Linked DNA regions of Homo sapiens: region 2 is linked to region 1. Evidence: read pairs that join two places in POLR2A ChIA-PET (ENCODE). Cell type or tissue: B cell. All regions are shown on one strand. Links, peaks and the distances in the headings refer to the core of each region. The heading gives the core; the rest is flanking DNA.

Region 1 (5,371 bases), core at 53-5,052:
CACTCACCCCTCATGGGTCAGCTGATGGGGATGGGGCCTCTAGCACCCTGCCCTGTGGCCTTGTTTCTTTGGGGAGGTGGTGGGACCAGAAAACAAACAACTCTGTCAGTAAAATGCTTGAGTAAACAGTGTCCTCTCCTCCCTCCCCAAGAGAACGAGAGCCCAGATGACTAGGAAGGCCCTCAAATGAGGGCTTTCACCAGGCCACATAGAGGTGACCTGGGGAAGATTTCATATGTACACTTGCCTGTCCTCTGCCTCCCAAATTCTGATATGACCTCCAAGTGGGCTCAGCTGGGAATACCTTGAAGAAGCTATTGGGTCATTTTGATCTCTGCCACCCTTTAGCCCTGCCTGCCTTGGAGTTAGGTCCCTTACAAGGAATCTGCCTAGACCAGTCCCCCTCTTGCCAAACAAGAGTTAGTTCAATCTCAAGAGGTTAAAAAAAAGTTTTTCACATGAGAAAGCAGTAAACAGCTAGATCAGGTTTGTCTCCAAGTTTAGGAGCTGATTGTCATTCTGCCAAGTCACCTCATTCTTCTGTTTGAAAGACTTAAAAGGAATTCAAAGCTTTCTAGTGACAAGTTAACATATGTGACTGAGGCCGGGCGCAGTGGTTGACAATTGTAATCCCAGCACTTTGGGAGGCCGAGGTGGGTGGATCACCTGAGGTCAGGAGTCTGAGACCAGCCTGGCCAACATGGTAAAACCCCATCTCTACTAAAAATACAAAAATTAGCCAGGCATGGTGGTGTGGGTGCCTGTAATCCAAGCTACCTGGGAGCCTGAGGCAGGAGAATCGCTGGAACCCGGGAGGTCGAGGCTGCAGTGAGCTGAGATCTCACCACTGCACTCCAGCCTGGGCAACAGAGCGAGACTCCATCTCAAAAAAAAAAAAAAAAAAAGTGACTGAAAATGTGTCTGGTGATTTGGTTGCCTTCGTTTCCATTTTCTAAAACCCTCTTTGGGGTCCAGCCATGTGATGGCACTTCTTTTTCACATTGGTTCCCAGTTAGTTGAGGCTCTCCAAACCTGTCACCTCTCCTCTCCTCCCCAGGATGTCCTCGGCTGTGTCTGTGTGAACCCTGGGCGCCTTACCAAAGGGCAGGTGGGAGGCACCTTCGCCCGACTCTACCTTAGGAGGCCGGCAGCGGACGGGGCAGAGAGGCAGAGCCCATGCATTGCTGTGCAGGTCGTCAGGATCTGAGGCTTCTGTCCTCTGCTGTTCTCTGCTGTGTGGGCCCTTAAAGTCTTAGCCAAGAGCCAAGACATAGCCCTGTGACAAGGTGAACAGTTGGGTGGGAAAGGAGAGAGGAGCCAGCCAGGGAGGGGCAGCTGCAGTGACCAGGCCCAGCAGGGAGGACTTGTGCAGCCGGGCCTGCCTCTGAGTGGTGCCTCTCCTGGAAGGAAGCTCTTGCTTCTCAGTCCATGCTCCGTGTCCAGAAGTAAGCCAGCTGTGGATCCCGCCCACTCAGAAAAGGCGAGAAGGCTTTGTGATTTTCTACATGAATCAAACACAGAAACAACTTTTGGAGAAATTAAATTCTGAGTGTGACTTCTGAGTTTGACCTTTCTTCTATTTTCTTTTATTTATTTATTTTGTTTTTAGACGGAGTCTCGATCTGTCGCCCAGGCTGGAGTGCAGTGGTGAGATCTCGGCTCACTGCAAGCTCTGCCGCCCGGGTTCATGCCATTCTCCTGCCTCAGCCTCCTGAGTAGCTGGGACTACAGGCACCCACCACCACGCCTGGCTAATTTTTTGTATTTTTAGTGGAGATGGGGTTTCACCATGTTAGCCAGGATGGTCTCGATCTCCTGACCTTGTGATCTGTCCGCCTCAGCCTCCCAAAGTGCTGGGATTACAGGCGTGAGCCACCGCGCCCGGCCCCTTTCTTCTATTTTCTTTATCCTGGTAGTAGACAAAGAATGTTGCCTATTTGACCTATGTCCAGAGAAGGCAGAGTGTCAGTCACACTGGGTTTCTATCCAGCCCCAGTCCTGTCCAGTGGGTAACTCTCAGCCCCACTCCTCATCCCCCAAAGGCCCCAGTGACCTCTATGCTGCAGAGGTGCACTGGGTGGGCCCTAGAGCTGGGCTGCAGAGCAAGCAACTGGCTGCATGCCTGGGCCTCCCTGCGCAGTTCCTCACATGCATGCTGTGGTCCCAGCCTGACCTCTCCATCTGGAGGGGGCCGCCTCGCTGGGCTGTTCCAAAGCTGGAGTCCTGGTGGCAGCTGCTTTGCCAAGTCGCGCAGTAGCCAGGGCTTGCCTGCAGCCCAGAACACTCAGACAGGGTCAGGCCTTCCAGGGTTCACAGCACGTCCCATGCCCCTATGTCCTGGCATCTGGGGAAAAGCTGTCACTGGCCAGACGTGGAGTGGCTTCCTGCCCTAAGCTGGCAGGCTGTCCTGCCTCACATGCCAGAGCCAAGACCGGCAAACCCCAGCTGTCAGGGCAGGGAAGTGGGCAAGGGGGCAGCAAGCTGCTGGTGTCTATGCCTTGACTCCGAGATAAATAGATGACCTAACAGTGGCCAACTTTTGCCTCTCACCTTTCTGACGGTGAAATGGAATCGAGCCCCAGACCTGACCAGGGTACAGTAAAAGGTCTTCCTTTAAACACAAGGAGCAGCTGTTTTATTTCATTAGTTTTATAGGCACCTCCTCTGAGGCCAAGAATTAGAAACTCATCCCTGCGTGGGGAGTGGATTTTTCCGTTCTCCCCCAGCTCCTCCACACATGAAGCAGCCAGCTGTGTTCCACGGGGGCACCATGACTTGTCAGCCTCCGGATGTGGAATTTTGGGAGCCCAGGCAATGGTTGCCTGGATACCAGTCGTGTGACTGTTGGAAATGATCTGGGAGGGCCGGGAGGGCCGGAGCAGGCATTTAAGAGTCAGACAAAGAGAAAGCGGGATGCTAACACCAGAGCAGACAGGTCTGGCAGGCGTGCCTCTGCCACCAGACAGTTCCTTTTTGCTCTTGTCAGGAAGGTGCCAAGTGACTGCTGGCTGACCGTCCCTAGACCCCACTTCAGCTGTGTCACCAGTTTCCCCAGGCATCTGTCATCCCAGGTATTCTCAAGCAGGCTCTGGGGGCGTGTCAGTGACGGAGGGTGGGAGGGTGCCCAGGAGGTCAGGCCCGTCTGCCTCAGCCCCCTTTGGTGGCCTCTCCCTGATCTGGTCATGGCCCCTGCCCTTGAGACACCAACTAGACGGTCCTGAAGAAATAGTCCCGAGCTCTTGCCAGGATTTGCCTCCCATGCCCATGCCCTTGCCCTGCCTCTGCCCTGGCAGAAGGAGCCGCCCTCCCTTACCCGCCTCGTGGCTTCCCTTTAGGGTTCCAGTCTCTGAGAGGGAGAGGGAGAGCTGCTGAGGGAACAGAAGCCACTCCTAGTTGCTGTTCCTGGGAACCCAAGTGGGTGCCAAGAATGCAGCGAGGGAATTAGGGCCTCGAGGGGCACCCAAGGTTGGGGGCCGGCAGGGCCATGGCGCGGATCCTCCATCCAGCTCTGCCTTCTGCAGCCACTGGGGCTTGGGGTTTCCTTTCCTTTGACCTCAGGGCACCCGGCCCAGCTCAACCTGGCCTTGCTGCTTCACTACTGCTGGGAGTAGCCATCTGCGCTGATTTCTCACTCCACCAACCCCACCCCGACAGAGTCTCACTCTGTCGTCCGGGCTGGAGTGCAGTGGCGCGATCTCGGCTCACTGCAACCTCCACCTCCCAGGTTCAAGCGATTCTCCTGCCTCAACCTCCCGAGTAGCTGAGATTACAGGCGCCTGCCACCACGCCCAGCTAATTTTTGTATTTTCAGTAGAGACGGGGTTTCGCCATCTTGGCCAGACTGGTCTCAAACTCCTGACCTCAAGTGATCCACCCGCCTCAGCATCCTAGAGTGCTGGGATTACAGGCGTGAGCCACCATGCCCATTTTAAAGTGTATGATTCAGTGGTTTTTAGTATGTTCATGGTGTTGTGCAGGCCTCGCCACCATCTAATTCCAGAGTATTTTCATCACCCCAAAGGAAACCCTGCACCCATTAGCAGTCTAATCCCATCCCCTGGCAATCATTAATCTAATTTCTTTTCTGTAGATTTGCCTATTTTGGGCATTTTGTATAAATGGAATCATACAATACATCCTCTTTTTTTTTGAGACAGAGTTTTGCTCTTGTCACCCAGGCTGGAGTGCAGTAGCGCAATCTCGGCTCACTGCAACCTCTGCCTCCCGGGTTCGATGGATTATCCTGCCTCAGCCTCCTGAGTAGCTGGGATTACAGGTGCCTGCCACCACACCTGGCTGATTTTTATATTTTTAGTAAAGACAGGGTTTTGCCATATTGGCCAGGCTGGTCTCAAACTCCTGACCTCAGGGTTCAGCCTCCTGAGTAGCTGAGATTACAGGTGTGTCTAGAACTCCTGACCTCAGGTGATCCACTCGCCTCGGCCTCCCAAAGTGTTGGGATTACAGGCATGAGACACCGTGCCTGGCCCATGCTCTTTTCTGTCAGGTTTTGTTTGTTTGTTTTTTTGTTTGTTTCTGAGACAGAGTCTCACTCTGTCACTCAGGCTGGAGTGCAGTGGCACGATCTCTGCTCACTGCAACCTCCACCTTCCGGGTTCAAACGATTCTCCTGCCTCAGCCTCCTGTGTAGCTGGGATTACAGGCACCCGCCACCGTGCCAACTGATTTTTGTATTTTTAGTAGAGACAGGGTTTCACCATGTTGCCCAGGCTGGTCTCGAACCACTGACCTCAAGTGATCCGCCCACCTCGGCTTCCCAGAGTGTTGGGATTACAGGCGTAAGCCACTGCACCCGGCCTGTCAGGTTTGTTTCACTTAGCATGATGTTTTCAAGGTTTGTCCCTGCAGCAGCATGTATCAGTCCGCCATTCTTTTTTATGGCTAAGATCCCACTGTATGGCTATACGGTATTTTATCAGTGCATCCACTGTCGGGTTTTTCCCCTTGTGGACTATTATGAATAGTGGACGCTTGTGTGCAAGCTTTGTGTGAACACCTGTTTTCAGTTCTCTTGGGTATGTTCCTAGGAATGGGGAGGGGCTTTAGATTTACGAAGGAAGACAAGGCAAAGAGAGGGAGGGAGGAGGGACAGAGGGCGAGAGAGGGGTAAAAGAAAAGAGGGAAAGGGAAGGGAGGCAGTGATGGGCCCGGAATGGTGCTTCAGAGCCAGATTGTGAAGTCTTGCTAAGGCATTTGGACCTGATTCTTTCTGCCCCAGAGAATCTTGGAAGGGTTTGCCTCCCACCCCCTGTGCCTCACCCTGACCACCCAACAAGGACCAACTTAAGAGGAGTCCCAGGTGCAGCCTCAGTACCTGGTAGCATGTAGCAAAGGGGTGGTTTGAGGGGAG
Region 2 (5,371 bases), core at 194-5,193, 110 kb before region 1:
TGTAAGTCCTGCTGTTGGACAGGGCAAATTCCTTCTTCAAGAGTCTCTTAGCTGTTTTTTTTGTTGTTGGTTTTTTTTGTTTTTGTTTTTGTTTTTTGAGACGGAGTCTTGCTCTGTTGCCCAGGCTGGAGTGCAGTGGCGCGATCTCGGCTCACTGCAACCTCTGCCTCCTGGGTTCAGATGATGCTTCTGCCTCAACCTCCTGAGTAGCTGTGATTACAGGTGCCCGCCACCACATCCAGCTAATGTTTGTATTTTTAGTAGAGACGGGGTTTCACCATGTTGGCCAGGCTGGTTTCAAACTCAAGTGATCCACCTGGCTTAGCCTCCCAAATTGCTGGGATTACAGGCGTGAGCCACTGCATCTGTCTTAGCTGTTCTTGACCTCTGTTTTTCCAAATGAATTTTAGAATCAGTTTACCAAGTCTTTTGAAAAACCATTTTGAGATTTTAATTTGGAATTACATGAAACCTATAGACCAATTTGGGGAGACTTGACATTTTTATAATTTTAAGTCTTATCCAAGGATATGGTGTATCTCTTCATTTATTTTGGCCTTTAATGTCTTTCAATAGAATGTTGTATTTTTTATCATAAAGAATTTATACATCTCTTGAGATTTAATGCTAGGTACACTATAATTTTGTTTCTATTATAAATAGTATGTTCTTTAAAATTACATCTCCCAAGTGATCTTGTTGCTCATACGATAACATGCATTTGACCTTTTAGATGTAGTTTTTATATCCAGCAAATTTTTTAAAACTAATTAATCTTACTGATTCATCTGTATGTATTTTTTGGCACGATCTTAGCTCACTACAACTTCTGCTTCCCTGGTTCAAGTGATTCTCGTGCCTCAGCTTCCCGAGTAGCTGGGATTACAGGCGTGCGGCACCACACCTGGCTAATTTTTGTATTTTTATTAGAGACAGGGTTTCACCATGTTGGCCAGGGTGGTCTCGAACTCCTGACCTCAGGTGATCTGCCTGCCTTGGCCTCCCAAAGTGCTGGGATTACAGTGAGCCACTGCGTCCAGCCCTTTTTGGTTTTCTAATTAGGAATATAGCATCTGCAAATAATGACAGATTGTTTCTTCTTTTCTAATTCTTACAACTTTTGTTACTTTTTCTTGTCTAATATGCTGCCTAGAACTGTAGAGCTTCCTGCTCTTGTTCCTCCCTTTTTTTTATTCTTATTTTTAGGAGCAACCCTATTAACTAAGCCTCACTCTTAAAGGGGAAGTTTTCACCACTAAGTACCTTTCTAATCTAGGTTTTTTGTGGATACCTTTTATCAGACTAATGAAGTTTAATATTGTTAAATACTTTGAATTGTCTATATTATGATGATAGTATGCTTTTTTCTTTTATTTATTAAAATGGTCCCAGGAATTTGTGAACAGCTTGGGCAATACAGTGAGACCTCATCTCTACAAAAAATTTAAAAAATTAGCCTGGTATGGTGGCACACACCTGTAGTCCCAGCCACTCAGGAGGCTGAGGAGGGAGGATCATTTGAGCCAGGGAGGTAGAGGCTACAGTGAGCCATGTTTGCGCCACTGCACTCCACCCTGGGCAACAGAACATGACCCCATTTAAAAAAAATAAAATGGTAAATTGCATTTGTTGCTTTTCTAACGTTAAATCAACTTTACATTCTTGAGATAAAAACAACATGGTCACGAGTGACGTTTGCCTGTTATTTTCCTTTCTTATACTAACCATACTGGTATCAGTGCTATGTTCTTCCTGTACAGTGAGGTGGGAAGTATCCTCTCTTTTTCTGTTTCCTAGAAGAGTTTACCTAAGATGGGAGTGATTTGTTGCTTGAATGGTTGGTAGAACTTGTCTGTAAAGCTGTCAGGCTTGCTTTTTTCTTTGTATGAAGATTAATGATATTCAGTATTGAAAGTTAAAGGTTATAGAATTGTTCAGATTTTCTGTTTCTTGAGCCAATTTTGATGAGTTGTATTTTCTTTTGTTTTTTCTTTTTCTTTTTCTTTCTTTTTTTTTTTAAGAGAGACAGGGTTTTTTAGAGAGAGGTTACTCACTGCAACCTCGAACTCCTGAGCTCAAATCCTGCCTCAGCCTCCTGAGTAGCTGGGACTACACAGGTGTGAGCCTCTATGATTGGCTAATTTTTTATTTTTATAGAGATGGGGGTCTCACTATGTTGCCCAGGCTTATCTCGAATTCCTGGGCTCAAGTGATCCTCCCACCTTGGCCTCCCAAAGTGCTGAGATTACAGGCATGAGCCACTGTGCCCAGCCCTGAGTTGTATTTTCTAATAATTTATTCTTTGCATCTGTTTTCAAAGTTATTAGCACAAAGTTATCCTTAATATACTCTTTTTTTTTTTTTTGAGACAGAGTCTTGCTCTGTCGCCCAGGCTGGAGTGCAGTGGTGCCATCTCAGCTTACTGCAAGCTCTGCCTCCCGGGTTCACGCCATTCTCCTGCCTCAGCCTCCCGAGTAGCTGGGACTACAGGTGCCCACCACCACGCCTGGCTAATTTTTTTTTTTTTTTTTGTATTTTTAGTAGAGATGGGGTTTCACCATGGTCTCGATCATCTGACCTTGTGATCCTCCTGCCTCGGCCTCCCAAAGTGCTGGGATTACAGGCGTGAGCCACTGCACCCAGCCCCCTCTTAATATACTCTTATGTCTCGTGTATAATAATGTCCCCTTTTTATGCATGGGATTGCTCATTTGCATTGTCTCTTTTGTCTTTATTAATCCTGCAAGAAGTTTGTCAATATAAATCTTTACAAATAAATGACTTTTGGCCAGCTGCACTCAGGAGATCGAGACCATCCTGGCCAACACAGTGAAACCCCGTCTCTACTAAAAATACAAAAAATTAGCCGGGCGTAGTGGCAGGTGCCTGTGGTCCCAGCTGCTTGGGAGGCTGAGGCAGGAGAATGGTGTGAACCTGGGAGACAGAGCTTGCAGTGAGCCGAGGTCGCGCCACTGCACTCCAGCCCGGGCAATAGAGCGAGACTCTGTCTCAAAAAAAAAAAAAAAAAAAAAGACTTTTGACTTTGTTGGTCCTTTGTATAGTATTTCTTTTTCTTTTATTATTTTTACTTATTTATTTAGAGATGGGGTCTTGCTCTATTGCCCAGGCTGGAGTGCAGTGGCACAATCCTAGTCCTCTGTGATCCTAGGTCACTGCAGCCTAAATTCCTGGCTCAGGTGATCCTCTCACTTCAGCCTCCCAAGTGGCTGGGATTATACGTGTGTGCCACAGTGCCTGGTAGTATTTTTTTCATATATCATTAATCTTTACTGTTTATTATCTCATTCCTTCTACTTTCTTTGGATTGATTTTTTTTTTTTTTTTTTTTTTTTGAGATAGTCTCACTCTGTCACCTCGGCTGGAGTGGTGCGATCTTGGCTCACTGCAACCTCCACCTCCTGGGTTTAAGCGATTCTCTTGCCTCAGCCTCCCAAGTAACTGGAATTACAGGCATGCGCCACCATGCCCAACTAATTTTTTTTTTTGTATTTTTAGTAGATACCAGGTTTGACCATGTTGGCCAGGCTGGTCTTGAATTCCTGACCTCAACTGATCCGCCCTGCTGTGGGCTCCCAAAGTGCTAGGATTATAGGCGTGAGCCACCACGCTCGGCCTGGATTGACTTTTTGACTTTATTTTATGACTTCTTAAATTAGATGCTTATTTCGTTAATTTAGATTTTTAAAATTTAAGCAACTAAAGTGATAAATTTCCTTTTAAGTACATCGTTAATTAAGTTACACAATTTTGATACATAGTGTTTTTGAAAATCGTGAATGAGTATAATTCACACACCAGAAAATTTGCACTTTTAATGTGTGAAATTTAGTGGTTTTTAGTGTACCCACAGCGTTGTGTAAGCATTGCCGTTATCCAGAGCATTTCTTCACCGCCCCCACCCCGAAAATCCCGTAATTATTGGCCATCACTTTCTATCCCTTTCTCCCTAGCAACCATGAATCTACTTTTTGTCTCTATAAATTTACCTATTCTGGACTTTTTTGCCTTAGCATAATGTTTTCAAGCTTCATTTATGGTGTAGAAGTACTTCATCTCTTTTTTATGGCAGATTAATCTTCCATGATATGGATATACCACATTTTGCTGATTCATTCATCAGTTGATGGACATTTGTGTTATTTCCAGTTTTTGGCTATGTGGAGAATGTTCCTGTGAACATTCATGTGCATGCGTTTCAACATATGTTTTCAGTTCTCTGGGGCCTATAACTAGGAGTGAAATTGTTGGGCCATAGGGTAATTCCATGTTTAATTTTTTGAGGAACTGCCAATTGTTTTCCAAAGCAGCAGCACCATTTTATATCCCCACCAACAACATGTGAGGGTTCTGATTTCTCCACATCCTCTTCAACACTAGTTATTGCTCTTCTTTTTGATTATAGCCATCCTAGTGGGTGTGAAGTGGTATCACTGAAGTTTTTTGGGGTTTTTTTTTTTTTTTTTTTTTTTTTTTGAGTCTGGATCTTGCTCTATCACCTAGGCTGAAGTGCAGTGGCGCCATCTCAGCTCACTGCAACCTCTGCCTCCCAGGTTCAAGTGATTCTCCTGCCTCAGCCTCCCTTAGTCCCTAGCTGGGACTACAGGTGCACACTGCCACACCCAGCTAATTTTTGTAGTTTTAGTAGAGACAGGGTTTCACCCTTCAGACCAGCCGTGTTGGTCAGGCTGGTCTCAAACTCCTGACCTCGTGATCTGCCCACGTCAGCCTCCCAAAGTGCTGAGATTACAGGTGTTAGCCACCGCGCCCGGCCAATTTTCTGAATTTTTAAAATCATGAACTGATGTGCTTTTTGTGCATCAATTGAGATGATCATTTTGAGGTTTTTTTCCCCTTCATTCTATTAATGTGGTATATTACATTGATCAACTTTCCTTTGTTGAACTACCCTTGCATTCCTGGGATAAATCCCACTTCATCATGGTGTATATTCCTTTTAATATGCTGTTGGGTTGGGTTCATCGCTTTTTTTGGGAGGGGGTGGATTTTTGCATCTATATTCATAAGTGATATTGGTCTGTAATCTTCTTTCCTTGTGGTGTCTTTATCTGGCTTTAAGGTAATGCTGGCCTCCTGGGATGAGTTAGGAAGTGTCCCCTCATCTTCAGTTATTTAGAAGAGTTTGAGGATTGGTGTTAATTTGTCTTTAAATGTTTGGTGGAATTTCGAAGCCATCTGGTCCTGGACATTTCTTTGGTGAGAAGTTTTTTGTTGTTGTTGATTCAGTCTTTTTATTATTATAGGTCTATTTAGATTTTCTATTTTTCCTAGGTCAGTTTTGGTGCTTTGTTTCTTTCTAGGAATTTGTTCTTTTTGTCTATATTATCTAATT

What was found. ChIA-PET counts read pairs that join two places held together with the same protein. Peaks named below come from ENCODE experiments on the same cell type or tissue, not always from the same donor. Only the 100,000 strongest peaks of a DNase experiment are listed, where the experiment ranks them.
Region 2: POLR2A ChIA-PET joins it to region 1 with 7 read pairs; 5 of 35 experiments call an interaction of 5 or more read pairs at or near these places.

The regions. Positions count from the first base shown.
Region 1 is chr11:65,296,063-65,301,433 of GRCh38, forward strand. It overlaps POLA2 (DNA polymerase alpha 2, accessory subunit), which reads left to right. Exons shown (of 18, transcript NM_002689.4): 18 at 1,058-2,623. The coding sequence ends at 1,207. All of the region lies in intron 2 of LOC105369344 (a long non-coding RNA gene), which reads right to left. Among named protein-coding and RNA genes, the nearest start is that of CDC42EP2, 16 kb to the right of the region's middle. RefSeq lists an enhancer at 5,243-5,371. In B cell, for the core only: no CTCF peak of the experiment used is centred there; no DNase peak of the experiment used is centred there.
Region 2 is chr11:65,190,634-65,196,004 of GRCh38, forward strand. All of the region lies in intron 10 of CAPN1 (calpain 1), which reads left to right. Among named protein-coding and RNA genes, the nearest start is that of CAPN1, 11 kb to the left of the region's middle. In B cell, for the core only: no CTCF peak of the experiment used is centred there; no DNase peak of the experiment used is centred there; H3K27ac peaks cover 364 bases.